Regions from separate parts of the Mus musculus genome. Here regions 2, 3, 4, 5, 6 and 7 are each linked to region 1. A link is a loop called in an ENCODE intact Hi-C map of the cell type or tissue named here. Cell type or tissue: heart. All regions are shown on one strand. Each heading gives the region's core, and the rest is flanking DNA. Links, peaks and the distances in the headings are about the cores only. Region 1 overlaps Prkag2 (protein kinase, AMP-activated, gamma 2 non-catalytic subunit). Region 2 overlaps Actr3b (ARP3 actin-related protein 3B). Region 3 holds the start of Prkag2os1 (protein kinase, AMP-activated, gamma 2 non-catalytic subunit, opposite strand 1). Region 4 overlaps Prkag2 (protein kinase, AMP-activated, gamma 2 non-catalytic subunit). Region 5 has its middle 2.9 kb from the start of Gm33836. Region 6 overlaps Gm33591 (a long non-coding RNA gene). Region 7 has its middle 42 kb from the start of Rheb.

Region 1 (4,346 bases), core at 236-4,235:
TGGGCCATGCTGCCCTCAGCTACAGATGACATTCTTCTTGCCTTCTTTCCTCCTACCCTAGGCCCTTTGTTACCCGAAGTCCATCATGTGCACAGTATGTCCCTTAGCACAGGTGGTGACAGACCCTGACAGCCATGGATAGCTGTGCTCTTCCTCATATCTCGCCTGAGGTAGAGCCGACTTGACCAAGTCCATCTTTCATGGGCCAGAATCTGCTTCACAGTGAGGTCAGACGTTTCCTGGATATTTGCGGAGTAGATGCTTTCTCGACAAAGCCTATGAGGGCATCCGCTGAACGGACATGGTTTCCAGAACAAGGGACAAAGACTGACATACAAAGTAGCTGAGCAGACAGTAAGCAAAATGATTCTGAGTGGCTTCATTCAGTCTGTCTGCTGACTTCAGTACTTTTATAAAAAGTGTCCTTACTGCATTGAAGCCATGTGTTTCTGTAGACACACCATCAGCGTCAGCATGCATTCTCCTATCTTGCCCCAGGTGAGCTGTGGACAAGGTATACTGTTCTCCCACATGATGACCTTCCAAAGCCGGGGTTAGAGGGGCAGAGAGGAGCATGGGAACACAAGCTGTCCTTTCCTCATTAGAAACGAAACACAGCAGTGCGAAAATGGTCACTGATATGGAGGCCGTGCTCTGCTCTCTCACACAAGACACTGGGTGGAGCCAGACAAGTATCCAGGCAGAGATCAGGAGGCCTTGGTAAGTATATCAGCTGGCTGGGCAAAGTCCTTTGGTGAAGGGACTAGCCAGGCAAACTCATCAGCTAGACTTGTAGAGGGGAAGACATTAGGCCCAAGTCTCCTCTTACACACTTCTGGGTTCTCTGAGCCTCCCCTCCCACCTTAGTTTATCTCTTAAAAAGTTCATCTTTGAGTGTGTGTGTGTATGTGTGACATGTCTGTGTGCATATGCATGTATGTGTGTCTATGTGACATGTGTGATGTATGTGTTGAGTGTATTACATGTGTATCTGAGTGTGAAAGTGATTTGTATGTGACATGTTTATGTGACATGTATGTATCTTTGACTTATGTGTGTACATGTATGTGAGAATGACTTGTGTATGATGTGTTATTGTGACGTGTATGTATCTGTGACACATGTGTGTGCATGTGTACATGTGTGCGTACATGCCTGTGTCTGTGTGTATACACACATATGGAGGCCAGAGGTAAACTTTAGATATCATTCTTCAGTTATTGTCCACCTCATCTTCTGAGATGGGTTCTTTTCATTGGCCTGGAGCTCCCACGTGGTGTTTCTGGTTGGCCATTGAGTCCCAGGGGTTCCCCATCTCCCCCCTCTGAGCTCTGAGATTGCAGTGCACCCTACATGTGGGTATCAAGCTCGAGTTCTCATGCATGCACAGCAAGCACTTCGTCAAGTTGGTTGTCTACTTAGCCCTAAAAAGTTCATCCTGTCATCTGAGATGAGCTGAGATGTCTTGTGCTACATTTAACCACTTGGGGCAGCCACTGCACCATCTAAGTCTTCACCACATTCAAGGAGCGATGCCTTTACTACTGGCCTCCTTTCCACCTTTGTTTTCTGGATCTTTTCTTACATCTAATTTCACTCACACAGTGTGGGGGTGTGTAAAATGAGAGAGCATAGCTGGGGTCCCGTTGTCCTGGGCCTGTCCCATCAGTTGCTTACATTTTTCCTGGCTTTTTGGTACTGTGGCCACTAGGGGGTGCTATAGCCTCACATGCTGAACCTTGAGCAGGCGCTGCTGTGAGAAAAAAGCAGGAACCGTCCCTGCACGTGTCTCGTCCTAGCAGAATCAGGAGGCCAAAAGGAAGGTTCACACCTCTGGCACTGGGCAGGCCACAGCAAACAAGCTGATCCCTGCCATCCTGGAGGCAAGCGGGACATACGTGGCCAAGGCATCACCATGCTGTGTCAAGTGCTGGGAAGAAAATCAGAAGGGTGACGGGGTGCTAGGTGTAGGGGAGTCAGGGGCAGCCTCTCTGATGGGAAGGAGTCAGAGAGGGCTCTGCTGGACAGCCCAAAGATGGCGTGCCAGGCAGGAGAATGCAGGGCATTTTTTTCCAGTCCTGAGGAAAAGAGCTAGCCAGCTAGCTACAGGTGAGGTCAGGAAGGTGGGGCCTCAATGGTGGAGCCCAGGGCTCTTTAAATGAATGGTTGGGAAAGCCAGAGGAAGGGTGTGCCCTTTGCATAAGCTTGTGTGGCTGCTGCTCAGACTACAGCTGGGACTGAGGGCCATCCGAGAGCCACTGAAACAGACCTGACATCAAGCCAATGGGCTCCAGCCTCCCTGGGGACGTCACTTCAGGCTTGTTTTCCTCTAGAAACTCTTGCTTAACTATGCTTGGCTTAAGCCGTCCTCCTGTGTGTGAGCTGAACTCTTACCACAAATCCCTCTGCAGTCTGTTGCCTCCTGACTGGCTTCTCTCGCTCCTCTCTTTGGAAACCACGCGCTGGGCTTGACTCTTCTCTCAGCTCTTCCCGTCTCACCCACTCTACCGCCACCATCCGGCCAGTCCCAGTTAGTGCATGGAGGGCCACCCACAGCAGAGCTCTAGCCTCAGGGCTGACAGTGGAAGGCACTGTAACCTGGAGGCCTGTTGCCTTCTGCGCTCTGTTGGGCTGAGACCAAGAACTCAGCTCCTCTTGTTCCTTTCCCTTCTCCTGCAGATCAGAATCGTCCTGACTGAGGTTTAGACTAAGATAGACTTTACAGCTAGCATGAAAACAAGTAGCAGCTGATGATGCATGGTGTGGCAGTGGCACTGGGACCTGAGATGGAAACATTGGGTCAGCTCCTCCAGCCCCACTGAGCAATACACAGAATCTTGTCTTAATAGCACACTGACGTTGCTGATGGAACTGCTTTGGGGCCTTATCTTTGTCCCACTAGGAAAAAAAAAAGGAATAAAAAAATCTCTGTCCTGGGTTCCACCTCTTCTGATTACACAAAGGCTGTTCCAGCCCTCAGATTAACACAGCCCTCAGCAAGACAGGTGGAAATCAAAAGATGGAGAACACACCCTGGCCCCTGGGCTATTTGCATCTGTGGGATACTTGAAAACCTGCGAACAAGTCATGCAAATGAAGCCAGCGGCTTCCCTGCTGCTCGTTTGAATTCTTAACTGCTGTTTGCAGTAAGAGATACATTGGAGAGCTTGGGGGGTGATTCAGTTCTGTGTGCTGGGAGTCTGAGTTCAAGTCCCAGAACCAAGGTAAAAAAAATCTAGGTGAGTGTGGTAGCAGCCTGGGAGGAGAGGAGGCTGGGAGGAGACCAGAGGACCTCTAGGACTTGCTGGCCAGCCAACCTCAACTAATTTAGTGAGAGACTGTCTCAAAAAGCAAGGTGGATGGAGCCTGAAGGACGGCTGAGATGATGGCCTCCAGATACCACAGTTACACCCCTGTACACACATTCCCTTCCCCATCCCTGCCCCTGCCCCCCTCTGCCTTGTGAACACACACACACACACACACACACACACACACACACACACGATGTTGTCATCCAGCATAGAACCCCCTTCTCATGACACGGGATTTCCTCTGGAATCTCTTCGTTGTCTCTGATTTTAGCATGCTTTATCAGATAAGACCGCTGATTTTTATGATCTGGGTGGAGAGAGTGATTGCAGTCTGGAAAATACAACCCCAGATGGTCAGAGACGTAGAGATGAGTTTGAAAGGCCTGCCAGTTGAGTCTGGCTAGGGTGTGGAGAGTGGGACTGGCAAGATGCACTCTGGCCAGAGATGGAGAAGTATCTTTCCTTGCTCAGTCTTGACCGAAGTCAGATGTACAGACCACCAAAGGAATGTCATTGCTGTGTGTGGTTACAGTGCTCCAGATCTTCCAGGAAGACTAAGTAGAGGGACTGGACATCCCCCCCACCCCCACCCGCTTGCTCTGAGTGTGGCTCTTTATCAGAGTGTGTGCCTTCACAGCCTTTGAAATTCAAATGAGCTTGCAGAGAAGTTTATTTAACTTAAGACTTCAGCCCCTTTCACACCACTGCGGCATTGGAACCCAGACAGCCCTTCTTTTATAGCCCAGCAACTGGGAGTTTATTTTTCAAATAAAAGTCTGTTTTCCCATAAAACGCTGAAGGTTTCGTGCAGTGCAGGGGAGGAGTACACCCCAGTTTTCAAGGCTTCAGTTTGGAGTCTGCAAGTCTACAATTTACACGCCAAGGGCTTTCCCGGGACTGAGGGGGCCCTGCCCCGGCTTGCCCTGCAGAACAAACTCGGGGCAGTGGGGCAGCCTATGTGGACCAAAGGGCCACAGAGCAGGAACCAACGGGCTAAGGCTTTATAAACTGGAGTAAGTTCGCTCCTCTAGC
Region 2 (4,346 bases), core at 191-4,190, 820 kb before region 1:
TGTATGGATGGGCTTTGGGACAGGGACTGGAATTTCAAGGGCTCAATATGTGGACAGAAACAGCATGCCTACGGGGAGTGGCCATAGGCAACTGTTTGATTCAGTTCTCTAACATATACACGCTCAATGCAGCACAGATATTTGTTAGTTGATTAAGGCCTACAATTAGTAATGTGCTTTCAAGAATAATCTGTTCAGCCGGAAGAAGCTCAAGGTTGCTTCTCAACAGCCACAGGGCCTGGAAAGCAACGAGACACAAAACTCAATCTGGAAGTATGTGTGTGACTGTATAGTGACCCTCAGCACAAGACTAATGAAAGCTATACAAATAATCCAGCAAACAGAGCATTAAGGCAAATGACTACAAGTTTAGAGTCAACCTAGACTGCACAGCAATATCCTGTAAAGAATAAGGAAATGCAAGTAACTATTAAACCCCTTGCACTATACTCATATGAGTTGCATGACAATAGCTGTTTTCCCACCAAAGACTTTTCCATGGGAATTTACTCCGTTCTTTCAAAAGGTATGTAGTGTCTAGTATGGAACAGAGCAGTAGTTAATACATTTTGACTAAGCACCTTTCTCTGTATAAAATGTAGATGCCTGTGTGTGCATAGTGTAATGTGAGGTCATGAAGCTGAGTCAAAGGCTTGATGCACACATGCAATGTTAGCTGAGGATGAAGGCTTGATGCACACATGCACATGTTAGCTGAGGATGAAGGCTTGATGCACACATGCACATGTTAGCTGAGGATGGCTTAATGCACACATGCACATTAGCTGAGGATGAAGGCTTGATGCACACATGCACATGCTAGCTGAGGATGGCTTAATGCACACATGCACATGTTAGCTGAGGATGGCTTAATGCACACATGCACATGTTAGCTGAGGATGAAGGCTTAATGCACACATGCACATGTTAGCTGAGGATGAAGGCTTGATGCACACATGCACATGTTAGCTAAGGATGGCTTGATGCACACATGCACATGCTAGCTGAGGATGAAGGCTTGATGCACACATGCACATGTTAGCTGAGGATGGCTTAATGCACACATGCACATGTTAGCTGAGGATGAAGGCTTGATGCACACATGCACATGTTAGCTGAGGATAATTTTTGCTCTTGCTAACCAGCTGTCAGCTATTATTCCTTTCATGTAACAATGACTAGATTTCTCTCATTTCAGTCTTACATTTCCAGACAATCAAAGAATTTTGGAAAACTTCTCCACGTGCATATTTGTACTTACTGCCATGCTAACCTCAGCACTGACCGTAAATACCCAGCAAAGAATAAGAGCGGTTCCCAGAGAGCCTGAGCAGGACAAACCTTCCTCTTTCAATTGGTGTGTATGGCTCAGGCTGTGTAACTCAATCCAGTTTGGCAGTCAAGACAAAAAGACAGCTCATGCCAGGCATGGAGACACAGGGTTTGAAACCCCAGTGCTAGGGAGGAGGGAGACAGGAAAGTCATGTCTGGGCTCAAGCAGAGGAGGGAGGGGAAGGGAGGAAGAAAAGAGTTTGAAAAGTCCCTTTATTGGCTGTGTCATATTCCCAGCGTCCCACTCCTCCCTTCTCTGAGTCAAAGCTCTCAGTTATACACAACTGGAACGCGTTTCCTGCCGGGAGCAGGAAAGCAGTGATGAAGACATGCTTCATGGATAGGCAACAACTACAGGCCTTTTATGTGGGAAGGAAGTCAAAACACCTTACCCAAGAAGTTTATACCTTATACAGCGGCCGGCGCACATCTATGGGACAGCTCTGTATGACTTCATCGACAACATCCGAGATGGACTCCATAAAGTCTGGGTTGGCAAACTATATTTCATACGAATATGAAAGAAACATTATACACTTTCTCAAATAACACAAACTATTTTCAAACAAAATGTTAAGACTTCATTTTTACTTTTAGTGATGTACTTTGCTATGCGTGTGGGTGTGTCTGGGTGTGGGTTTGAGCATCTGAGTGCAGTGCCCGCAGAGACCAGAAGAAGACAGCATATCCCCTGGAGCTGGAGTTTCAGATAGTTATGAGCCAGTTCACCAGCTGGGCATTCACTGATTTTACACGCACAGTCACAAAACACTCTGGCTTAGTGTTACTTTCATACAGGGGTCAATGCACACAGTCCTTGAGATTTGTGACTGCTTTATTCCTACAGGTCCCTGGTGATCAGTTTCAAATCCATTTCTTCCATTGCTCTTCAGAGATCTTCCTCATGCCCAGGATAACCCCAACCTTAACTGTTAAAGTGGGTAAGCCTACAGCAAGGCGCTCCAGGCAACCATGCTGCAGAGGGAACCACCATGTGAAACCAACTTGCTCACTGGGTCCCTTTACTGGGAACTGCTGCTTCTGCACACTGGAGGGCAGCATCGTTCCACATATACTACTCAGTACACTCAGACATCTTACCTCAGGGTGAAAGAATATTTCTGGTCCCAGGAACCTTTCATAACCAACATCTATAATGAACTTCTTCTGGTTGATGGCATTGATCCCTGTGTACTGTTTGATCCACTTCCGAGGATCTACGTCATACTTAGCAAATTCTCTGACAATATCCGGGCAAATGTAGCAGTACTTCTCCTGTATGTACACAAAAAAGACATGGCCAAAGCATTGATAAGTACCAACGTCTCTGCCCTCTGACAAATACACAAGAACCCACATCTTACAGACACCTCTGAATTCATCTCTGCCTACACTGTAACTCTTGTGTGATTGACCCATCAAGCATGTGTCCTGCTGTCTTTCAGCTTAAGCATGACTACACTTGAATAGGTAAGTCTGTTTTCTCTGCAATGGTTACACATCACTTCCATGTTCTCCCTAATTCTGTTGCCATATTGTCTGAAATAATATCTATAAAACATCAGCTCCTTGTCTCCACCCAGGCTTTGCTTGCCCCCTCAGGCTCCCTGTCAGGTGCCAGCCTCACTTCGAGACCAGCAAACTAAGCTTGGCCCATTCTAGAATTCAGAAGTCAATTGCATGAGAGAGAGACAGAGAGAGAGAGAGAGAGAGAGAGAGAGAGGAGAGGGAGGGAGAGGGAGAGAGGGAGAGAGGGTGAGAGAGAGGGAGAGGGAGGGAGGGAGAGAGAGAGAGAGAGAGTGTGTGTGTGTGTGTGTGTGTGTACACAACGCATGCGTGCCTAAGGAAATGCTATCTGTCCTCCTGTTAAATGTTTGCTTGATCCCCTGCCCTTGCTGGTTAGGTATTCTAAGTCACTTGATCAACCCTGCAGATACACAGTCCATGAAACACTTAGGTCCCTCTCAGAGGCCATCTAGCTCAGAGTCAGACACTAGGTGACTGAAATAAGCAAACATCATGAGATCAGTTGGCAGCTACTATAGAATAAGAGCAGAATCAGGCGAGAGCACTGGGGCTGCCAAGAGATGGCTCCCACTGAGGAAAGGGAAACAAAGGCTGAGGGGAAACCTTGGAAATATTTTAGTCTACAAAGAAGTCTGAGGACATCTTTTCAAACCTCTCCCCACCATGGAAGGACCAGCTTTTCCCTTTTGCTTGAGGACTTCGAGTCTCCCCAGTCCTGGGAAGCCCAAGCCCACGAGGGAGAGACAGGTGGCATTTTTTTCTGTAGGAGCCATCCCTCTACCTGTCCCATCCCAAAAGGATTGTTCTCAACTAGCATCAGCCAAAATTCAGAAATCTCGTCCCCTGAAACTTTGAATTCAACCAACCTCCAGAGATGCTTGGCTGAGAGGAAACAGCAGGAAAGTTACCCCTCTATGCTGCAGCTCCGAACCAGAGCTGTGTGAGGTCACATGTCATACCCCACCTCAGACCCTTCTCCAGATTCAAACAAAATCCTCCCTCCTCTCGATTTATGATAACCAGCCTTGAACACTCAGGAATCTCTTGCATTTTGATTCTTTTTTAATGTTTTAGTTTTGCTAGATGAGAAGAAAAATTCCTTTTAAAAGTCTGTAACTGCCATGCCCACACCAATAGGAAGATGGGTGAGGTCAAGTAGACCCTCTAAATAATGACCTAAGAGTCACTTTGCTCTTTTGTTACTAAGTTCACATTTTCCTGTCACTGTCGTAGCATGTAACTGAGGTCTGGAGACAGGCAGGTGGATTCTGTTTAAGGACCCTGAGATCTAGACTGGCAGGGTTCTGAGGACTCTCAGGACACAAAGCATGCAGACACCTCTGGATTCCTGACAGCTACTGCTGCGACTCGCCTCCTGATTCTAAACGGAAGCACGGAGGGAGATGGGGAAGCAGCATGCAGCTAATTGAAGGTTTGGTTTAATTAGACTCCAATTAAACAACGCTCTACTCCACACACCGGTGGCT
Region 3 (4,346 bases), core at 193-4,192, 110 kb after region 1:
TCTGAAGCTGCCCGACTGTGTGCCTGTCCCTCGTCCCCCTGTTCTGCTCTGCTGGTGTCTCCCTCTAACCCCAGCGGCCACCTTAAATGTCCATACTTGCTTTATATGCCCTGAGAATTCAGTGGTCTGATGAGCGCAAAGCCGTGAGACCAGAACATCTCCAGGGCCATCGCTTTATGGGTTTAAGCTCTGGGGCCTGTCACATCATTTTCCTGTTTGTGTTTATCTATCCTAATTGCCTTGAATTTATTTCTTGGCCAGGTGTGAACCTGGACATACTCTCGACTGCTATAAAGATCATCCCCCTGCAGTTGCATGCCCCGCAGTTCAGCCTGCCAGAACCCCTACTATTCACCAGCTTGGATGCTCTCGTAGGCTTGAGGTCCATTCCTGGCTCCCAGCCTGTTGTCCCCACAGTCTAGACCTGTAGAGAGGTTCAGGGTTAAGGTGACTTGCGGCAGTGGTGTTCCCCATCTGCCCTTGCTGATTGGTTTCTCCTCACCTTCGTCATCTGTCCCAACACCAGCACCCTGGGTTCCCTCCCGCCCTCACGGTTCTCCATGGGCAGATTCCAGACCTCACTCACACAGTCTTACTGTGGGAAGCCGGGCTAACTGAGTCCAGGGTGATCAGAAATAAGGAAGGAGCTGGTGCGTGATAGCTCACATGGTTACGTTTGCTGCTCCAGCGTGGTGTTGTAGTTTGCTTCCTGCCTCTGTAACAAACCCCATGACCAAAAGCAACTTAGGGAGAAAGGATCTCTCACCCCACAGCTTGTAGTTCATCATGAAGGAAAGTCAGGGCAGGAGCCTGGATGCGGGAGCTGAGGCAGAGGCCATGGAATGATGCCACTTACTGGCTTGCTCCCCATGACTCGCTCTGCCTGCTTTCTTGTATCACCTGAGAAGCAAGGATACAGGCAGGGGCCCAGAAAAGGCTCCACCCACAGCAGGCTGGCCCTCCCACATTTATCACTAACTGAGAAAATACCCCCACAGACTTGCCTAAAGGCCAGTATGATAGAGGTATTTTCTCAATTTAGGTTCCCTCTTCCCAGGTAACTCCAGCTGGTGTCAGGTAGCCAAAAAAAAAAAAAAAAAAAAAAAAACAAAAAACAAAACAAAAAACTAGACAGCAAAAAATGCAGATCTAAACTCAATCCCCAGCACCCACATATAAAAATCTGGTAATATATAATCATGGTAATATAGGTTTGTAATCCCTGCACACTGGGGAAGCGTAGACAGGCAGATCTCTGGAGCTTACTGGCCAACCAGACGAGATGAATTGCCAAGATTCACTGTAAGAGCCTATCTCAAAAACTAAGGTGGAGAGCAATGGAAAAAGACATCCAGTAGCCACCTCTGGCCCTTACCCATACATGCACCCAAACATGCATGCTTACATGAATGTGCGCGCGCGCACACACACACACAGAGCGTGTGAGAGAGAAATCGCGAGCACCAGAGCGAGCAGGGACCACTCTGGGAAAGTAAAACATCTCGGAGCTCAGGCCCTGGCGTGTGAAGACTTGGCTGCCTTTCCTTGGGTAATCAATCCACAGAGCTCCTGAAGCTTTGTTTTAGTATTGCTATCACTATGGGTTGTATCTGCCAAACACAGGCCTGGCGCTTGGTAACCACTTGCTTGCTTTCCATTCCTCCTTGGAAGTCAGACTCCAGAGCATCCAATAACCAGTGTACCAAAAAAAAAAAAAAAAAAAAAAAAAAAAAAAAAAAAAAAGGGGGAAAGAAAACAAACAAAAAACTGTGCCCACTATTCTTACCTGGTGGGAGGGAATTGCCTAAAGGGAGTGAAGATGGGTTCTCTGTGGAGATGGCACACCTTGGGCACTGCAGCAGTCTGGCCCTCCGTGGCGTCACCATACATGAACAGGTGCACAGTTTCTATGTGGTATTAAATTTTCATGAGGATGGAGAATCCAGGGAGGCACTGAGAGCCTATGAAGCCTTTCCTTCTCCCTAGAATCTCGGGGCTTTTAAAAGTGAGCCTCTGCAGAGTCAGCCTGCCGGTTTGTTGGCTGTGACATGAGGGGTGCTGACCTCTGGTGGTAGACATGTCAAAGTGACAGGTTCAGAAGGTCTGTCTGTGCTCTCTGAACTCTGACCTTCTCTGGCTGAGTTTATAGGCCAGGGATAAATTGATTCTTGACCACAAGAATAATTAAGATTGTATGAAATATCTGTAGTAGAAAACTTCCTGCCTAGCTTACCCTGTATTTAACATATTGCCACATGTTTTAGTATATCCAAAGTCAGGTTCAAACATATCCTAACGGTGTCCTAGGCTTAAGAAGGTACAGGAGTTGTCCTGTGGACTGTGCTTTGGAAGGTGTCTGCACCCCAGAAGTTTCTGGAATGAAATTTTAGTCCCCGTGTAACGTGGAAAGGAGATGTATCGTCTCCCAGGTATTGATTGGTTCTTCCTAGGCATCCTGGAAAGGATGAAGCCAGCCTCCCCGCTGTCTGGCTTCTTCTCTGTCCATAGAGCCACACCCTCTTGTACCGGCTGCTGTGTGATGCTCCCCCCCCACCCCCCATTATGACACAGCCAGTAGGACACTCAGCACACATAAACGCTATGCTCCTTAGGTCTTCCCGCTACCAAAATCATGAGCCAAGTAAATAGCTGTGTATTTTGTCCAAGAAGCAAAATCAGGCTAAGACAGACAGGAAAAGGTCGTGTTACCTAAAAGGAAAAAAAAAAAAAAATACCTGACTGGTTTAAACAAACAGGAAAGTGCATAGAGTGGTTGGATAGCAAGAAGTGGAACATATCACCAGCCTTGGCAAGTGCATGGAACCAAGTAGAAAGTCATTAGGAACCAAGGTAACACCTCCCATCACTCTGCTAGGGACTCGTGAACTTCCCTCCAGAAGACTGTCTTTCTACTTTATAGGCACCCCACCAGGGTCCAGGCCCCATCACTATCCAAATGGAACTCCATCCCACTCGCCAGAGTCCTGGGCCTGTCTCTGACCTTTGTGGCTTCCAGCTTCACCTGTCAGGTGTAAACAGGAACGGTGTTGATTGTCCAGCAGCACTGGAAAAATTGGAAAAGCATTTTTAATGTTCTCTTCTCCTAGATCTTTTGATGACTACTAGCATATACTGTGGAACTATGCTGAGTCTCAGATAACCCTAAGGCACAAAGCATTACACACACACACCCTGGGTCATAGAAGAGCAAAGTCAGAAGAGAAGAGGTGAGCCTGGCAGTGGTGCCTTTAATCCCAGCACTTGGGAGGCAGAGGCAGGTGGATTTCTGAGTTCAAGGCCAACCTGGTCTACAGAGTGAGTTCCAGGACTGCCAAAGATACACAGAGAAACCCTGTCACGGGGGTGGGGGGAGGGGGGGAAGAGGTGAAGTGCCCTCTTTAAGATGGCATATAACATTCCAGAGACTCCCCTAGAGTCAAGCCCATGTTGGAGGCCAATGTGAGGTCATCTTCCTTTCAGAAGATTACCATGGTCTCCTCTTTATTCTTTACTCCAATTCTGCCCTGCATCCAAACTTGCCAAGGTTAGCACAAACTTATCTTCCCCAAATCCAGTGGCCAGCAGTCAACCCTCGTCCCCATCTTAACCTGGAGTCCACAGAGTTGCCCCGTGCCCTCTTCTCAACGCTCATCCTTAATCTCTAAGGCATGGCTGGAGAGGTGGCTTGGTCCCTGGTGGGTTCCCCACCATAGCTGGTTGTAGATACCCTCTGTGGTTCTTTCTCTTCCCTTTGCAGCCAGTGTAACATGGCGTGACTCACAGCTCCATGCAGTCATCCTTCCTAACTGAATGGAAGAAACCAAATGTTCCTGTGGCTCTATCTGAGGCCTACTTACCTTCACACTGGTCCTCACCTAAGAGAGTGCTCACTCCTGGCTCTGACCCGACGTATTCATACTGGCCAGCATTTGGTTTCCTTACCACGAAACTTTAGTGTCTAAGGATGTCCAGCACACCTCTCTGGCCAGGCCTCTGTCCTTCACAGGTCGCTAGCTATCAAGACCAGCCACGATCCCTATAGTCTTCTTGCCTTCCTGATCTCTTCTCCCCTTCCCCACCTCCCCATTTCTCTTTCTTTCTGTCCTACAAGGAAGGGATGGAAAGAAGCAGGAGGGACCCCTAGAGTAGGTGAGGTTGGTCATGGAACACGTATGAAGGATTGAAGGGGACAGAGCAAGCTACAGAGATGTGCTTGGCTGGGGACCAAAAGCAGCCTGTGAAGGAAAACCCAGGCGGCATGCCGTCATTGAGTGAAGTCAGGGAAGGAACCTGGAGGCAGAGGCCATAGAGGAATGACCTTGCTCCTCATGGCTTGCTCAGCCTCC
Region 4 (4,346 bases), core at 76-4,075, 72 kb before region 1:
CTCCACGTGCTTATGACACAGCAGAAGGGTTGCCCAGAGATGCTCAGGGAGCCTTCAGCAAAGAGACACATGCAGCCATGATGGGGTCAGAGACCTTGATAAATTCATTTCCTCAAGCCCTAAAATATAATGTGTTTCGAGGGATTGGAGGGTCATATGTGTATATGTACAAATATTTGTATTCACATGCGCATGTGTGCACATGTGTATTTATGCATGTATTTGTAGGGAGGCCATATAAAAAGATATACATGCATGCTATAGTATGACTCAGACTCTAAATACAAAATTTAAATACTTGACGGTTTTAAGCCCAGTTAAGGGTCAGCTTTGCTCTCTGTTAGATAGGAGCTAACAGGGACAGTGACATTGGCCATGCAGAACAAGAGTGGGTTAGGGTTTGTCTTTGAGTTCTTGGCTAGTCATCCAAGGGTCTCTTGCGGAGGTGGGGGTGGGGAAGCCTAGCATGGAGGTCCCAGCTTCCTCACCTACGAAGCAAGAGGCTTAGGTTCTACTGTGGACACTGGAAGGAAGCAGTGCGGTCTGATAGAAGAGCCAGAGCTGGGGTGAGAGGCCCTGGTGTGAGGCACCGTCTGCTGAGCAATGAAGAGCAGTGGACGCTAGCAGGTTAAAGTGGACCACGTCCAACAGGTGACTAAACAGAGAATGAGAGGCTTACAGGGTTAACCAAGTGTGTGGCCCAGCCACCGTGTGGCCCTGCTAGAGCCACGTTAAACAGCTGAGCTGTGCAAAGCATTCCTCTGAAGCTGTCATCTGCCGGCTCCTCCTGAAGCCTGCTGAACTCTGATGATGTCACTTCCTTTCTCCAGGCTCCTGATACACTCACGCAGCAGTGTGCCCTCCTTACACTCACCCAGCAGTGTGCCTGCCCTCCTTACACTCACCCAGCAGTGTGCCTGCCCCCCTTACACTCACCCAGCAGTGTGCCTGCCCTCCTTACACTCACCCAGCAGTGTGCCTGCCCCCCTTACACTCACCCAGCAGTGTGCCTGCCCTCCTTACACTCACCCAGCAGTGTGCCTGCCCTCCTTACACTCACCCAGCAGTGTGCCTGCCCTCCTTACACTCACCCAGCAGTGTGCCTGCCCTCCTTACACTCACCCAGCAATGTGCCTGCCCTCCTTACACTCACCCAGCAATGTGCCTGCCCCCCTTACACTCACCCAGCAATGTGCCTGCCCTCCTTACACTCACCCAGCAGTGTGCCTGCCCTCCTTACACTCACCCAGCAGTGTGCCTGCCCTCCTTACACTCACCCAGCAATGTGCCTGCCCTCCTTACACTCACCCAGCAATGTGCCTGCCCTCCTTACACTCACCCAGCAGTGTGCCTGCCCTCCTTACACTCACCCAGCAGTGTGCCTGCCCTCCTTACACTCACCCAGCAGTGTGCCTGCCCTCCTTACACTCACCCAGCAATGTGCCTGCCCTCCTTACACTCACCCAGCAGTGTGCCTGCCCTCCTTACACTCACCCAGCAGTGTGCCTGCCCTCCTTACACTCACACAGCAGTGCGCCTGCCCTCCTTACACTCACCCAGCAGTGTGCCTGCCCTCCTTACACTCACACAGCAGTGCGCCTGCCCTCCTTACACTCACCCAGCAGTGTGCCTGCCCTCCTTCTTCCGAAGGCCATGCCTAAGGGTACCATGTGGCAATCCAGCCCTTGGTGGTCATGATCACCACTTGTTTTTAAAAGGTATCCCCAACATCTTTGTCAGGGAAAGGCAGAGAGAGAGAGAGAGAGAGAGAGAGAGAGAGAGAGAGAGAGAGAGCAAGAGAGAGAGAGGGAGAGAGGGAGAAGGAGAGAGAGAGAGAGAGAGAGCAAGAGAGAGAGAGAGATCCAGATTTACAGAGAGAGCTCTTGGAATTCCATGTTGTGGAAGGTTGTTAAAGTTTTGCCAGTGCTGGAGTGCTGGCCCAGTGGAGTCTGTGCTATTCTCCCTCTGTTTCTTCACTGCTCTGAAATAGACTGGAGACTGAAGAGGGAGAGGTCATGGTCTGTGCAGTTCCTCCAAGCCCCAGGCAGGGGGCAACAGCTCCAACCATTTCTCTCCCAGTCCTCCCAGGAGTCCAACGGGACTAAAGCATTCATAATGTAGCTATATGTTCCTGTGTGGCCTGGGTATCTGGTTGCTTCTCAGGACCTAAGCTTCCCTTGCTGTGGTTAATAATCTGGAGGCATACCCTAGGAATGTTGTCTTCCGGATAACAAATACATCTGCTCATGTAAAGGCCACAGTCTAGGGATTCTCTATTCCTACCGTCTCACACATGCTAACAGTGTCAGTTTGGGTAGGCTGTTGCCCCGTACCCATGTATCCATCTGCTCACTGATAAAGCTGTGTTCATGAGCAGCATGGTCCAGAGCAGGCAGTCTTCTGGAATCTGGGGTAGACTGTGGAGTGGGGTGGAGTGGGGTGGAGTGGAGCTAAGAGTCTTCCTTGGAGCCCTCCTCCTTCAGCTCTGCTCAGGGCTCACTGGGCTATCCTACCGCTGCCCCGCCCCTGGATGAGCAGGAGGACCTGGCTCCCCTCTTACTAACCCACTCAGGTAGGGAGGTGTACAGTCTGTGTTTGGAGGCAATAGGTGGAAGGTTTGTACATGTGGAAGAGAACAGAAGATTGAGATATTTGTTACATGAGATTCAGAGGGATCTATGGATGCAGAAAACATCCTGTGCTTTTGTTTCTAGAAGCATCTACCATGGCCCTTCTGGCCCATCAGTCTTCTCTAGTAGTCAGGGATGACCTCCCTTGGGCATCAAGGGTTAAAGGTTAAATAATGAGGAAAAATCCAAAAGCCAGCAGGTTTTGCTGAGCTGGGAATGTGGAGATGTTCCGGGCAGTCGCCTCTGGAGAGAAACCAGGCATCCAAGGCAGAAGGAAGGTGAGGACGGCCCCGAAACAGATCCCCGCCCCACGTGCAGCACTGCAGAGGGTGTCACAGCCGGTGTTGGAGCAGAGGACGGAATAATGAGGGAGGAGGGTAGGCGAGCAGGTTCTAGAAGAGGAAGTAGTTTAGCAAAAGCAGAAGCTGCCTGTATGCCAGCCTACACGCCCAAGGGCGGCGGAAAGAAAACCCAGAGCGCAGGCGCCCTTCGGCAGCACCATCACTTGCTTCAGTTTTGGAAGGCTGTGTTCCTGACTGCCACTGGAAGAGGCCTGGCTTAATTACAGTAACCTGACTGAAATCCTTCTGGCATGAGCTACAGTCTCCGTCTCCCCAGCTCTGGGTTTGTTTGGTTTTCCGTATTTCCACCCCTCAGCCTGTAAATGAAACCTTCCATGCCAGTTGTCTCAGTGGTGAGGATACAAGTGCCCCCCTTCAGTTGACTTTCCTCAGACACTGAGAAGGCAAGATACTGAGCACACTGCTGGTGGAGAGTCTCTGACCATGGTGTGGCTGCTCGCTGAGGGTTTCTTCTCTGTACTGACAGATTTTGCTTCCAAGAGGGGAAAACTGGTCTTCAGCCTCTTCCTGAATCTCCCTGACCCTGGACAGAATTAAACTCGGTGACTTGGAGTTGGGAAGATGGCTCAGTGGATAAAGTGCTTGCCAGCCTAGCCTAGTCAATGAACCATGGAGCCCAGTGGGAGATCCTGTCTCTAGAGCAAGGCAGACAGCTCCTGAGGAGCTACACTTGAAGTTGGCCTCTGGTCTCAACACACACATGCATAACACATGTGTACACATGCAGAACACACCCACCTGTCCCTCCCACGTGACCCTGTCCTGCCCCCCACACAAGATAACCTCAGTGGCTGGAATGGATTTACCCTACCACTGTCTGGCCTCTACATTCTCCCTGGCACCCAGTTTTGGGTGAGGCGGGACAATGGCGGCTGAAGGAGCGCCTTTCCCTGGACCTGTGGCAATGGAGGTGAGGAGAAGAGCAGGACTTTAGAGGCTGCCCATCGGATTCAAGCCCAGGCTCAGGATCCCTCTGCTTGGTGTGAGCCTCAGCCCGTTTATCCGGGAAGGCTGGTGGCTTCTCTTGAGCTGTGCTTTCCCACTTCCTACAGGGTGGATCACCGCCAACTTGGGCTATTCTGAGATAGAGCCTAGAACAAATTCACATTTGCCTGATGCTCTCTTCTTCTCTCCCTAGGGAATGTTGCCTCTGCTGGCCAGTTTCAATAAAAGAGCACATTTGATCCCCATGTTTCAGTAAAGGGTGCCCTATGGACACGTTTTCCTCCCCAGGAAGGAATTTGAATTAAAGAGTTAAGGCAAGTCTTCAGCCAAGGTCTCCCATGGTTGTCAGAAGTGCCTAGAATGGCTATGGACTGGCATGGCTTCCGGCCTCTGTCTTGCCTCATTCTCT
Region 5 (4,346 bases), core at 157-4,156, 150 kb before region 1:
TGTAGTTAAGATGGAAATGTCAATTATGTTTATTGTACCTGCATGTAACTTTTGTAGTTACGTAGTAAGAGAATTGTTACTCTCAAGTAACTACACTTTCATTGCATAAAACTACACAATCTTATCCTTTGGTTCATATGGGACGCTTCCTTCTTCACTGACAGCTCTTAGATGAGTTTCAAAATAGCTGTTTCACTCCTACATCTACCTAAGCTTGGCTTCCTATGGACTTCCTGTGACACGGGTCAACTTCCACTTTTGATTTGTTCTGACCGCTCTGTTTTGGAAGTCATTTCCTTTTCAAGAAAAGTAAACATGAGCAAGTGTAGTCCACAGCCTGTGAATGCATCTACATCTCTGCTGCAGGGAAAGGGGAAACACCCATAACCTTCTTCTTTAATTCAAGTAGACTTTGAGGCTCAAATGATGTATCAGCTCTGTTGATTTTCACCATTGCCTAGCTCTTTCTCCTCTTTCTCTTAAAAATTAAAAGAGTCAGAAGTCTTGTTAAGAGATGCACAGAACACATGCCTTGGAGGGAAAGCAATAAAATAGACAGAGAGATAAACTTCACAAGTGTAATTTGAAGGAAAAATGGGGATTACAAAATAATGTATAGTGTTAAAATTTTTGGGAAGATTGAAAGCCTGTAAGGTAATAGCTTGTATTATATTGACACATGTATATAGATGTATAAGAATAAGTATGTGAACAATTAATACAAATTCAGAATAAAGTTCAAGTTGTGGAAGTTGTTATGATAATAGACCTATAATAAATATGGGGCCAGCAAAATAGCTCCATAGGTAAGGACACTTGCAGTCAAATCTGATGACCTGAGTTCAGTCCCCAGGACTTGCACAACAGGAAAGAATCAAATCCCACAAGCCGTCCTCTAACCTCAACATAGGTAGTATACACAAGTGCATACACAAATTAATTGATTAAAATAATAAATATAGGATAAATGTTAAGCTTTGATAAAAATGACTTGTGGACTCAATTTTTATATTACATGCTATGCACTGTCAGGCTGTGTACCAGAGGCTATCCACAGAGACCTCTGGCTTAGCCTGATGGGAGGGTTCAAGTGAAGGGGAAAGGGTACAAGCAGGCAGGGCAAAATGCCTCTGCCACCTCCGCTCCACTGCTCTGGCAGCCGCTGTTGCTCTAAGACTCTGCACTGGCTGCACTGAGCTGAGCCGAGCCAAGCTGGCTGGGGGTGGCTAGTGAGCAGAGTGCAGTAGAGCTTCTGGTGACAAAGGCAGTGTTATAGCTCTTGTGACAGATGCTCTCAGACAACAGAGTAATTCTCACACCCCTTTATTCCTTCTGGATAGGATCTTATATACAGTTTCGGGGTGGGGTGGGTCTGATAGCAGGTGCTTCATATTGACTTGACCTTAGATACATCATCTACACGAGAAGGGGCTTGGGGGCACTGCCTCAATGTGATTGATGGCCACAGTTCTCTATATAGGGGCTTGTGGCTACATGCCAGGGGCCTGGTGCTGGGAACAGGTGAAGCTCCTATGGTCCCTTCAGGATCCCTAGGGCTTCAAACCTTAGCTCCACCTTAGCACCTCTCACAGTTCACTGCCTCGCAATGCACATTTTAGTAATATTTTATAATGAAAACCTTTAAGGGTCTTGATCGGTTTACAGAATTCACAGCAATTGATTCACAACCTATACTATTCATTATCACATTTATTAAAAGTAACTGATGTGTTTTATTTCACTGATGGCCCACAAGAGGGAGATCTAGAATAACTCAGTAGTCAAGTACCCAACAAGTACAGCACCCTGTGATGCTGTAGGAGGTCTGAATGTCAGAACCACCAACCACAGCCCTCTGGTGTGAAAGCCTCTTCTCTTACTACAAATTCCAGAACTGATCACAGAGCCTGTGACAAACTGAAAGAATTTTAGTCCAGTTTAGGACTAAAGATGAATCTTGTTTGGTGGAGTGCTTGTCTAACATGCACAAAGCTTTGAGTTCAATCCCCAGCACTGGATGAAGAGGACACATAGGGCATAGCTGTGACCCCACCTCTAAAAGACAGAAATAGGATCATCAGAGTTCAAGGCCATTCTTAGCTACATAGCCAGCCAGGGATACATCAGATTCTATTTCAGGAGGAGGAGAAAGAGGAGAAAAAGGAGGAAGAGGAAGAGGGAAGAGAAAGAGGAAGAAGAAGAGAGAAGAAGAAGAAGAAGAAGAAGAAGAAGAAGAAGAAGAAGAAGAAGAAGAAGAAGAAAAGAAGAAGGAGAAGGAGAAGGAGAAGGAGAAAGAGAGAGAGAGAGAGAATATTAAAAGCAAACAATAAGAAACAGTTTAGCCAAATCTTGGCAACTAGGAAATTGAGGCAGAGAAATCATGAAATTAGGGCCATCTTGGTCTTTATAAGGAATTGAAGGCCAGCCTGTGCTCTCTGAGACACTGATTCAGAAAACAAAACAACAAAACTGTTAACTGTTTGTAGAGGTCATAATAAATATCAGCCAGAGGACAGGGGCCAGCTGGCACCTGTGCTGGCATAGGAGCCATTGCCTCTGAGTATGAGCAGAGTACTAGCATCTCTGCCCTTGTCCTCCCAGACTCAGGGATGCTCCTACAGCTATGCCTGCTGCTGGAACCAGAAACAATGGGGCTAGAGACAGGCAGAGTTCTCAGATTTCCTCCCCACCTCCTAGAAGATTCATGCCATGCATGGTAGTTTTCAAGCTTTTCCGTGACTAGTCCCACAATTTATTGATTCATTTCTATACAGATGTTATGATTTTTTTAATGGTGTGGGTATGTGAGTTGAGAGCAGTCTATGCACTAATGATTTCTTCAAACAAGAAAGATCAACTCTTTTGGCATGATTACTCAATGCTGTTTTACCTCTGAAGTCCAGGCTCTACTTTGTCCGCAGCAATCATGTGGCTAGCGCCAAATGCTGTGCATGCCTCATCATTGGCACAAAGAATGTTTGTTAAAATAATGACCAGAGTCCACTGGACATTACTGGGTAAGCAAACTATGGTGTATCCACACAGTTGCAATAGAGGAGATTCTGACCCATGCTACAGCCAGGGTGAGTCCTAAGGACATAATGTTTGGTGAAATGTGCCAGTCCCAAAAGGACAAATCCTGTGTTTAACTTCCACCACCACCATCACCGCTACCTCCTCCTCCTCCCCCTCTTCCTCCTCCTCCTCTTCTGTTGCTGCTTCTCTTAACCTTTTATCAGCTCTTTGTGAATTTCACATCATGAACCCCAATCCCACTCATCTCTCCCTTCCCTCAGACCCACCCTCCACCTTTACAACCTTTCCCCCAGTAAAGAAAAAGATCTTTTTGTGGAAGCTGCAGTGTGTCCCAGTGTGTCTCACAGTGCACCCTTTTGTCCATACTTCTTTGCATGCAAATGTTCATTGGTCTGGTTCGAGGCCTCTGCTTCTTCTACACTATTGATGCTGGATCCTCACTGGGACTCCTCTTGATATCTTGTTGTTGCCCTGCGTCATGGAAATCCAGTAGTTTTGGATCTGTAGAACCGGCTCCTTTGAGCACTCCAGAAGTTCATCGATGTGGCAGATATTGGCGTTTGCCAACTCAAAGTCCTGGATCTGGATCTGAGAGGCATCTGAGCTGGTCAGCCCACAGGCTCTCCCACTCTCACGTCTCAGGACCAGCTCACCAGCAAACCCCCTGCTACCAGGACAGCCCTACCCTGATGCCCAGGTGAGGTGTGGGGCCCTCTCTTCTGAGAGTTGTAGCAGGTGAGACATATCCAGTTTTCCCACCCTCATGACCCTGGGGCCAGCTCTCCTGCCTGCCTTAGATAGTGAAGAACAAAGGAGGGAGGAGGCCATTTCTCCCTTGCCTGCACCACTGCTCAGCAAACAAAAGGTAGCCGCCCCACCACCACCACCACCACACTCATGCCCTGGGGCGGGGGGGGGGGTAGGCAGGTAGCTTTCACATCTACATGGTCCCCACAATGGTCAAAGTCATAGCAGCTGAAGGTAGGGTGGGGAGGCTAGGGGTGTGGCCATGGGTAAAGTGCTTGCTGCACAAGCATGAGGTCCTGAGCTCAGATTTCAGTACCCACGTGAGAAGGCCGATGTGGGACATGTGGCACAGTCATGTGTCTGCAGTCCCGGTAAGACTGAGGGTTACTGAGATACAGAGAGATGAGGGGAGCAGAGACGTGAGACCCCCTGGGAACTTCCTGGCCTTCTAGCCAGGGTAAGCAATGGCAAATGACAACAAGACCCCAAACAAGGTAGAAGGTGCCATCTGACTTGTCCTCAGACTTCTGCTCGTGCCCCTACATACCAACACCCCCATACCC
Region 6 (4,346 bases), core at 96-4,095, 230 kb after region 1:
TATTTCTAGGCAGGTGGGCCTGGGCTGTAAGAAAGACAACTGAAGGTGAGCAAGCATGTCAACAAGCCAGTAAGTAGCATTCCTCTGTAGTTCTCTGCCTCTGACTCCTGCCTTGGCATTTCTCATGACATGTAAGAAGGATCTACATATGTGGAACACTACTCAGTCTTCAAAAAGAGAAATTGTGGATATCTCTTGATTTGGAAGATAATGTCCTCTGTGACTAAGCCAGCCACAAGGCTAGTGGTTGTGGTTTATGCCTTTAATCCAACACCTTTGAGGTCAGCCTCATCTACAAAGAGTCCCAAGACATTCAGGGCTACACAGAGAAACCCTGTTTTAGAAAATCAAGAGAGAGAGAGAGAAAGCTGGCAAGACGGCTCAACGGGTAAGAGCACTGACTGCTCTTCCAAAGGTCCTGAGTTCAAATCCCAGCAACCACATGGTGGCTCACAACCACCCATAATGAGATCTGATGCCCTCTTCTGGTGTGTCTGAAGACAGCAACACTGTACTTATTTATAATAATAAATAAATCTTTGGTCCTAAATTCAATTCCCAACAGCCACATAAAGGCTCACAACCCTCTGTAGAGCTACAGTGTACTAATATACATAAAATAAATGAATAAAATACTTAAAAAGAAGAAAGAAAGAAAGAAAGAGGCCAGATATGGTGGCTCATGCCTTTAATCCCAGCACTCAGAAGGCAGAGGCAGGCAGATCTCTGGCCAGCTTACACTACAAATTCTACAGATTAAGTTTCAAGACAGTCAGAACTGTTACACAGAGAAACTGTCTCAAAAAGCAAAATAAAAATAAAAGTGTGGCTGGGCAGTGGTGGCGCATGCCTTTAATCCCAGCACTTGGGAGGCAGAAGCAGGTAGATTTCTGAGTTTGAGGCCAGCCTGGTCTACAAAGTGAGTTCCAGGACAGCCAGGGCTGTACAGAGAGACCCTGTCTCAAAAAAACAAAAAACAAACAAACAAAAAATAAATAAATAAAAGTGTGGGGTGGGGAACTGCAGGAAGGGTTAATGGGAACTTCATGTTGAATAGTGCAGTTTCAGTTTTGGTGTGGAAGCCAGTGAAAGTTGCCCAGCATATTGAGTAAAGTGTGTGCGCACACGTGTGTGTGTGTGTGTGTGTGTGTGTGTGCGTGATCTCACATGAACATGCATGCATCCCTGTTTACCTGTGTGTTTTTGTGTAAGGACCAGCAGTTAACATCAAATGTCTTCCTTCATTGTTCTTATTTTTTGAGACGGAGTCTTTCTGTGAACCTGGAGCCTCTGCCTCCCACGAGCTGCACTAAAGGCATGTGCCACCACCTCAGGCTCCTACGGTGTTCTCTGTGGCTGGGCATCAACCAGGACTTAAGGTACACTCACTCACTGATTTGCTCAACGATCCTGGGAGGAGTGGATTGTTAGCCCCACCTTACGGGTGTGGAGAACTCATCGCAGAGCTGCTTGCCTTTGGTCACACAGCAAGCCAGTGGGGGAGGGAGGATTTAAATGCAGAACTCCCGCCTCTGCCTCAATGGCTAATAATAGCTCTCAGCACCCCAGCCTGGTGCTGGTGAGGACACAGGCTTTATCCATTCAAGCCCTTCTTTTAGATCTTGCCTCTTCAGTTCTCTCTGCTGCATCTGTTTACACTTCATCTGACAAGGACTCTCAGGCTGACTTCAGAATCTGTGCCTGAAGTGCAAATTAAAGCCCAAGATGTCTAAATGTATTCCTTAGAGACACAGAAATAAGAAGGGATCCCCAAGGACCCCTGCCGCAAACGCACAGCCAGTGGTTCTTACCCTTGTGGGGATCAACCGATTGTTTCAAGGGGTGGCCTAAGACTATCAAAAAACAGATATTTGCATTATAACTTATAACTGTAGCAAAACTGTAGTTATGAAGTAGAAACAAAAAAATGTATGATTGGGGTCAACACAGCATGAGTATTAAATAAAGGCTGGCAACATTAGGACGGTTGAGAACCACTGTTTAGGCCGACCAGGCCTATTCTATATAAGGAGTTCCAGGCCACCCAGTGCTACGTGGTGAGACCCTGTCTCAAAAAGAAAGAGAGAAAGGAGGTATGGAGGAAATGAGGGACAGACAGTCTATAAGACAGACAGACTTTGGTAGCCTCCCACAATGGTGCTTAATAATTTCCTTAGGAGCTGGGTGGTGGTGGCGCACGCCTTTAATCCCAGAACTCGGGAGGCAGAGGCAGGCGGATTTCTGAATTCGAGGCCAGCCTGGTCTACGAGGTGAGTTCCAGGACAGCCAGGGCTACACAGAGAAACCCTGTCTCGAAAACAAACAAATAATAATTTCCCTAGGATGTAGTTACTGATATGACCATAAGGGGGCAGGCTTCAGCATCCGTCATTTCATAAACCCTGTCCTCCAAAATCGCGGTTCTGACTTCCCTCCCCTGACAGGTCCCTTTCTGCAGATGTCTGATCCCTGACTTGGGAGAAACACTCAAGCTCATGTCCCTACGCTAGAGTAGGGCAGAGCAGGAACTGGGGGACACATGGGTGATCATAGCTAGACACCTCTCCCAGCTAGCTCAAACAGGCTGGCCTTCTAGAGCCCGATCCTGGTGGCAGGCTTACGAGTGCCAGCCCATTTTTGTTCATTCGTTCGTGCATGCCCTCCCCGATGGCTCTGGGTGGAAATGCCCAGGTGGGGCTCTCAGGATCGCAGGGTAGATCCCCAGACCGCAGGGCCCTGGGCCCACGCTGAGCAACCTTGTGTTAGGTGCTCTTCATTCCTGTCCGACCTCAGTTAACTCAAAGAAAACACCACCTGGTTGCTACTTGCACTGCTGGGTTGCAGGCTTCTGCCCCAAGACACCTAGACCCAGGCTGCCCTCCTGACCTGAGCCTTCTAGGAGCCTCGGACTCCAGGACACAAATCTCTGCTCTTTATAAACTATCCACATTCAGGCTTTGCATTACGGCAGCAGAAACTGCACCAAGAAGCAATGTCCTAGGCAGATAATGGAAGGTTATTCAATGCTAAAAAGAAATGCACCACTTGGCCAAAAGACACTATAATCTCTTTTATGCCATTTTATTTTTCAAATCTTAATTATTACTTATGGGCAGAGGTCAGAGGGGTATCCCATCACCTGGAGCTGAAGTTGCAGGCAGTTGTGAGCTGCCTGCTGTGGGTGCTGGGAATAGTCTGTGCTCTTAACCACTGAGCCATCTCTCCAGCCCCACATGATAACCTTAAAGCTTGTTGCTTAGTGAAAGAAGCCAGTCTGGTCTGGTGTGCTGGCCCAGACCTGTAATCCCAGCACTCTGGTGGTAGAGGCAGGAGGATCAGGAGTTCTGCTTTATAGCTTGTTTGATGCCAATCTAGGATAGGTGAGATCCTGTCTCAGGGAAAAAAAGCAAAAAACAAAACCCAGTCTGAAAGGTAACTTAGCTACAGCAGCCTTCCTATCTGAATTGTAGGAAAAGCAAACTGTGAACACAGGAAAATTATGAATAGTTCCAGGGGGGCTGTCCTGTAGCAGCGACCAGGGGGAGGCAAGGAAGAGCAGAACATATTCACACAAATATTACAACAGTGGGTGCCTGTGGGGCAAAAAAAAAAAGGGGGTCCCACGTCTGCTCAGGGTTAGGGCCACTGGGTGGGGCGGACATGGGGCATTTGACTGCGTGCAACCCCACAGAACTGCCCAGCGGGCGTTGGACTGTGGGAAGCGGTGGGATCCTGCTCCAGGGGTGGGAAAGGGCATAGTCTGGGGTCCCCGCCGAACTGCCAGAGCTGGGCTCCAACTCTCGGGCACTACAGACCGCTGGGCACTGACGCCACTGTATGTCGAGGAAGAGCTGAGAACAAAGTGGGAACCCTCGGGCAGAAGTGGCCGGGGGCTTGAAGGAAAGGGGGCAGGAAGGAGAGCTCTGGCAGGTTACTGTGGGGAGGAGAGAGTCTGACTAGCTCAGGCGGCTAGCTCTGCGGGCGACTTGGTTTGGCTGCTGGCGGCCGGCGTGGCTGGAGCACAGCAAGGCTTCCTGGTGGGAGGTTAGACACTTGGATCGGTAGAGGGAAACCCGCTCCATTGCTCCAGCAGAGCCGATCCTGATGGGAAGAGGCAGTCCATGGTTTTAAGGCATTTATTGTAGAAAGGCAGCGAAAAGGAGAGAGTAGAGAAGCAGAGGGTAGCCATGGACACGTGGGGGGGGGGAGAGGGGGAGAAGGAGGGAAGAGGTGAGAGTAAGAACAAGAGATAAGAGAGAGAGGAGGGGGCAAGCAGCCCCTTTTATAGTGGGCTGGGCCATCCTAGCTGTTGCCAGGTAACTGTGGGGATGGAGTCCAGACCGAAT
Region 7 (4,346 bases), core at 140-4,139, 210 kb after region 1:
CTTTAAAGGGTGGTGACCAGGCCTGTGGCCTCTGCCCAAGAATTGAGAGGTGATAAATTCCTTCCTCTTCATCTACCATCGTGGCAGTAAATATTGTCACAAATGAGCATGAGCGATCTTGCAAGGACTGGGGAGGTGACTCAGTTGGGAAAGAAAGTGTGTGTGCAAACGTGAGGACCTAAGATCAGAGTCCCAGTATTTACTAAAGCCCTTACTGGGGAGGTGAGACAGGCTTCCTGGAGCTTGCTGTCACCACTCTAGCTGAACTGGACAGCTCGAGATAGTGTGTCATAAAAGATAATGTTTATCTTAGCATATGAAAGTCATCTTAGCTTCACTGAGCTACAGGAGGCACAAGTGTAAAACTAGGGTTATGTTTACAAGTATTTTACAGCTCAAACTTGAATCTCAAAGTACAAGTAAAATCACATTTCAAGGGCTGGAGAGATGGCTCAGCGGTTAAGAACACTGGCTGTTCTTCCAAAGGTCCTGAGTTCAAATCCCAGCAACCACATGGTGGCTCACAGCAATCAGTAACTGCATCTGAATATGGCTACAGTGTACTTAGATATAATAAATAAATCTTTAGACTGGAGTGTGCAGAGGTCCTGAGTTCAGATTCCCAGCAACCACATGATGGCTCACAACTATCAGTACAGCTACAGTGTACTTATACACATAAAATAATTAAAATCACATTACAAGGTAAGATTTACATGGAATTTTGCTAAAGCAGCCATCTGCTCTGCTCTCCCCAGTCTGTTTCTTCATCAGCTACCTCCCTCCGTAGGCTCTCCTAAACATTGTTAATAGCCCCCAGGCGCCTCTGTTTTCTGCTGTCTTTCCAGCCACATGGCCCACACCTGGCTGCTATGTTTGAGTCCTAGGGTTTCCTGGTGTCTTCAGTGACTTGGTGAAACTAAGCGTGACTGTTTTGTTAAGCCTCTCACTGGGCCTTTCTTCTGCCTTCACTTTATGTGTTCATGGCTTTAACTGCCTTTGAGGCAGGAGGATCAGATCTGAGGTGGAGGAGGTAGAGGGAGAAGAAAGGAATTTTAAAAACGAATATACAAACTCTGCTGCCTGGTGAGTTTTCTGTCCCCATCTTATCCTTATCGCTTTATCTACTTGGATTTTCTCATGGGTGTTTCTAGTGTGTTGTTGTTTCCTTTTTTGGAGGGGTGTCTTGCCATGCAACCCAGGCTGGTTTCAAACTCAGTCAGTGTACCACAGTGGGTACAGCGGGTGTCTGTCGTCATACCCAGCACTCCCAACATATAATTACTGATTTTACTCAAAAGTGTGGCCTGCCTCTAGGATTTCAGCTTATCTGCAGGTACTTGTCTAGCACGTCTTCCAACCTCTGTCCCCTGCTCTCCCACACAGCCCACCTGTGTCCCCCTTCTCTGTTACATCCAATCCAGATCTGGGAGACTCGGGCCTGGAGCCTGTGTCTGCCTTTCCCTCAGCCTTCAGTGTCACCTCTTCTAGGGGCTTCCACATGGACCTGAAGCGACCTTGGTATGCTAAGCCCTGGTGCTTCATCCAGAACAGCAGATGTCAGCTGATCATCGTCAGGGTCCCCGGGTCCTCCCCAAATGTCACACTTGGAGCTGTGAAACAGACACTTCATTGAACTACTTCAAGTTCCTATGATTTTTTTTTTCCTGCTTACCCTGAGAATTTACAACATCTTAATTCTTAACACTCCTACTCAGAAATGCAAGTTGATTTCAGCAGCTAATGAAAGCAAGCAGGTGTGTGTCTGTGTGTGCTCCATGCACTTGCCTTGTTTCTGCTGCTACTGCCATGAAATGACACTTCGATATGCTGAGTGCCTTACCAGACTTGTAACTGCTTATTACAAATAGGAGAGATGAAAGCCTCATGTAGTAACACACACCTTTAGTCCCAGCTCTCAGGAGGCAGAGATAGACAGCCCTGAGTTCAAGGCCAGCCTTGTCATTAGAGTGAGTCCAGGACAGCCAGGGCTACACAGAGAAACCCTGTCTCAGATAAGAACAAGACTAAAACCATGTGAATGGGACAGAGCTCCCTCTGCAGGAGGCCTAGGTTCAGGCCCAGCCCTGAAAAGGGAAGGGAAGGGGCCCCAGTGGTCATATTTTTACATGTTTTTTCAGTTTTATTTTAACTATGTGTCTAAGTATGTGCATGTGTGTGGTAACCCCTGGAGGCCAGAAGCATTGGAGATAGTTACAGGTCTGAGTGCTGGGAATCAAACATGTGTCCTTTGCAAAAGCAATACATGCGTTTAACTTCTGAGCCATCTCTCCAGCCCCCTTTTACCTCTGTCTCACACCTTTACAGATCCCTTGATTCTTTGTGTAGATTAGTTTTTGTCTTTGTGTCAGCCTATAAGGTATTTTACATTTCCTATAGATAAAATATAATAATAGATTATAACGCATTATCTATTATCTCTGTAACATATTAACAGACAATAGAGATAATATTTCCTCTGGTGTTCTCGCAAGCTTTTGTTCATATGGAGAATTTTCACTTCTCGAGGGTCGTCTTGTTCGCTCACAGACTGGAGTCCTGCTGGCAGCATTGGGCTAGCCTTAATGCTGTGCACATAGCTGGAGACTAGCTCATTTCAGAGTTCTAGGAAGGTTACCTTCTTGCCAGCCTTCCCCATGGGTACTGAGGCCAGTCATGGCCAAGAGCAGCCCACCTGTGGGATGTATACACTCCTCTCTGGCCTGCCTCCTTCCACCTGCTGAGGCAGGTGCACACCTGCCGTTTGTCCTCAGTGCCTTCAGTCCCTCTCCTGTGGCAAGTGGAGCTTTCTTCACCCTTGGTGCCCAGTGCCATGTGTGATGCAGACTCAGAATGCAGCCCTGGTGATCTGGAATTGTGCAAGGACTCAGAATATGCTGCTTCTCATCTTTTTTTTTTTTTTTAAGATTTATTTATTTCATGTATGTGAGTACACTGTTGCTGTCTTCAGACATATCAGAAGAGGGTATCGGATTCCCATTACAGATGGTTGTGAGCCACCATGTGGTTGCTGGGAATTGAACTCAGGACCTCTGAAAGAGCAGTCAATGCTCTTAACTGCTGAGCCATCTCCCCAGCCCACTGCTTCTAATCTTTTGGGGGAGGGGGCGGGGGGTTGGTTTTGGGGGGTTTTATGGGTTTTTTGTTTTGTTTTGTTTTGTTTCGAGACAGGGCTTCTCTGTGTAGCCCTGGCTTTCCTGAAACTCGCTCATGTAGACCAGGCTGTCCTCAAACTCAGAAATCCACCTGCCTCTGCCTCCCAAGTGCTGAGCTTAAAGGCGTGGGCCACCACGCCCGGCTTAAATAACTTTTTTTTTTTAATCTGCAAGCTTGGATGTTTCCAGGGCCTTTGACAAACACATCCATAGTCCATAGGTGACTGTTGATGGCCACCTGAGTGCTCATCGGGACTCAGTCCTCACTACTTGGTGAAGCTTCCTGCTTCCCTGACAGCCACCAGCCTGGTGGGTGGCCTCAGCCTTCCTTCAGCAGTGTGAGCTAGCCCCCAAGTTCCACATCCTTCCAAGCAGGGTGGACTCACAGATGGCCTCTCCACACAAGCTTACAAAGGCTGAGAACAATTCTTCATACCAGTTTGACCTGTGGTATCAGCAACACTGGACTCTGCTGCCACGGTGACAGAAATGCAAGTCTGCCGCTATTCCTTCATCAGGAGAGCCGCTGCTCAGTGTGCCGGGTCACTAGCTGGGCCTTCAGAGCTTGGCGCCCAACTGCTATTGCAGTACAGTAGGATCTGTCCCAGCCCACAGCCAGGGAATCGGTGGTAATACAACCTTGGTTCGTCATCAGAGGAATAGATGCCGAAAGTCTCATGGCCACTCTCGCAGGTTTGATTGGTTTATCAAAAGGCTGGCCTGGAGCCCAGCTCCGATTCAGCCTCCTACCTAGCTGGGAGGGTGTCAGCACACACACTGATCCTGCTGTGTTTTGTGTAATTTTTTATTACATTTGTATTTACTTTATGTATGTGGAAGTCAGAGGACAACTCTCCAGAGGCAGAACTCCTCTCCACTGCGAGGCTTCTGGGAATCAAACCCTGGTCATCAAGTCATTGGCTCTCTCACAACAGACTGTATAGATTTCAAATACTGTGGTCTCAGTAATTGAGACTTTTACACAGTTCTTCCTGCGCAGGGCCAACCTGTTCCCAGCAGGGAACTGTACTGCACCGAGGCTCCGGGCTACTTGGGATCTGTCTTTTTATCCCTAGTGTCTATGGACTGGCAGAGCCAGGTAAGTCAGCAGCCTTTTAATGCCAGTGAGGCAAGCATCCTGGGCTTCATCCTAAAAGGAGAAGCAGCCTG

Evidence for each region. Hi-C counts contacts between places; a loop is a spot of excess contacts. Peaks named below come from ENCODE experiments on the same cell type or tissue, not always from the same donor. Only the 100,000 strongest peaks of a DNase experiment are listed, where the experiment ranks them.
Region 2: it touches region 1 in a loop (8-fold over the local background); 3 of 42 quality-filtered maps call a loop at or near these places.
Region 3: a loop joins it to region 1, with 6 times the contacts of the local background. A loop is called at or near these places in 16 of 42 quality-filtered maps.
Region 4: it touches region 1 in a loop (5-fold over the local background); 19 of 42 quality-filtered maps call a loop at or near these places.
Region 5: it touches region 1 in a loop (5-fold over the local background); 14 of 42 quality-filtered maps call a loop at or near these places.
Region 6: a loop joins it to region 1, with 3 times the contacts of the local background. A loop is called at or near these places in 4 of 42 quality-filtered maps.
Region 7: a loop joins it to region 1, with 2.9 times the contacts of the local background. A loop is called at or near these places in 8 of 42 quality-filtered maps.

The regions. Positions count from the first base shown.
Region 1 is chr5:25,008,702-25,013,047 of GRCm38, reverse strand. All of the region lies in intron 3 of Prkag2 (protein kinase, AMP-activated, gamma 2 non-catalytic subunit), which reads left to right. Among named protein-coding and RNA genes, the nearest start is that of 1500035N22Rik, 25 kb to the right of the region's middle. In heart, for the core only: CTCF peaks have their summits at 1,507, 1,708 (motif pointing right) and 2,526 (motif pointing left); DNase peaks (open chromatin) are centred at 1,827 and 2,367; H3K4me3 peaks cover 863 bases; H3K27ac peaks cover 1,452 bases.
Region 2 is chr5:25,829,872-25,834,217 of GRCm38, reverse strand. Actr3b (ARP3 actin-related protein 3B) reads right to left here. Exons shown (of 12, transcript NM_001004365.2): 8 at 2,434-2,607; 9 at 1,740-1,832. Among named protein-coding and RNA genes, the nearest start is that of Gm42237, 60 kb to the right of the region's middle. In heart, for the core only: a CTCF peak has its summit at 2,384 (motif pointing right); no DNase peak of the experiment used is centred there.
Region 3 is chr5:24,900,726-24,905,071 of GRCm38, reverse strand. The region is part of intron 5 of Prkag2 (protein kinase, AMP-activated, gamma 2 non-catalytic subunit); the gene reads left to right. Prkag2os1 (protein kinase, AMP-activated, gamma 2 non-catalytic subunit, opposite strand 1) reads right to left here and starts at 2,503. Exons shown (of 7, transcript NR_040684.1): 1 at 2,234-2,503; 2 at 1,787-1,907; 3 at 587-715; 4 at 356-424. In heart, for the core only: a CTCF peak has its summit at 2,071 (motif pointing left); no DNase peak of the experiment used is centred there; H3K27ac peaks cover 193 bases.
Region 4 is chr5:25,080,444-25,084,789 of GRCm38, reverse strand. The region is part of intron 1 of Prkag2 (protein kinase, AMP-activated, gamma 2 non-catalytic subunit); the gene reads left to right. Among named protein-coding and RNA genes, the nearest start is that of Gm42232, 17 kb to the left of the region's middle. In heart, for the core only: a CTCF peak has its summit at 2,043; DNase peaks (open chromatin) are centred at 739, 3,019 and 3,919; H3K27ac peaks cover 587 bases.
Region 5 is chr5:25,162,778-25,167,123 of GRCm38, reverse strand. No RefSeq gene overlaps it. Among named protein-coding and RNA genes, the nearest start is that of Gm33836, 2.9 kb to the left of the region's middle. In heart, for the core only: a CTCF peak has its summit at 1,754 (motif pointing right); no DNase peak of the experiment used is centred there; H3K27me3 peaks cover 532 bases.
Region 6 is chr5:24,778,422-24,782,767 of GRCm38, reverse strand. All of the region lies in intron 1 of Gm33591 (a long non-coding RNA gene), which reads right to left. Among named protein-coding and RNA genes, the nearest start is that of Crygn, 23 kb to the right of the region's middle. In heart, for the core only: a CTCF peak has its summit at 2,364 (motif pointing right); no DNase peak of the experiment used is centred there; H3K4me3 peaks cover 417 bases; H3K27ac peaks cover 1,928 bases; H3K27me3 peaks cover 284 bases.
Region 7 is chr5:24,798,305-24,802,650 of GRCm38, reverse strand. No RefSeq gene overlaps it. Among named protein-coding and RNA genes, the nearest start is that of Rheb, 42 kb to the left of the region's middle. In heart, for the core only: a CTCF peak has its summit at 2,068 (motif pointing left); no DNase peak of the experiment used is centred there.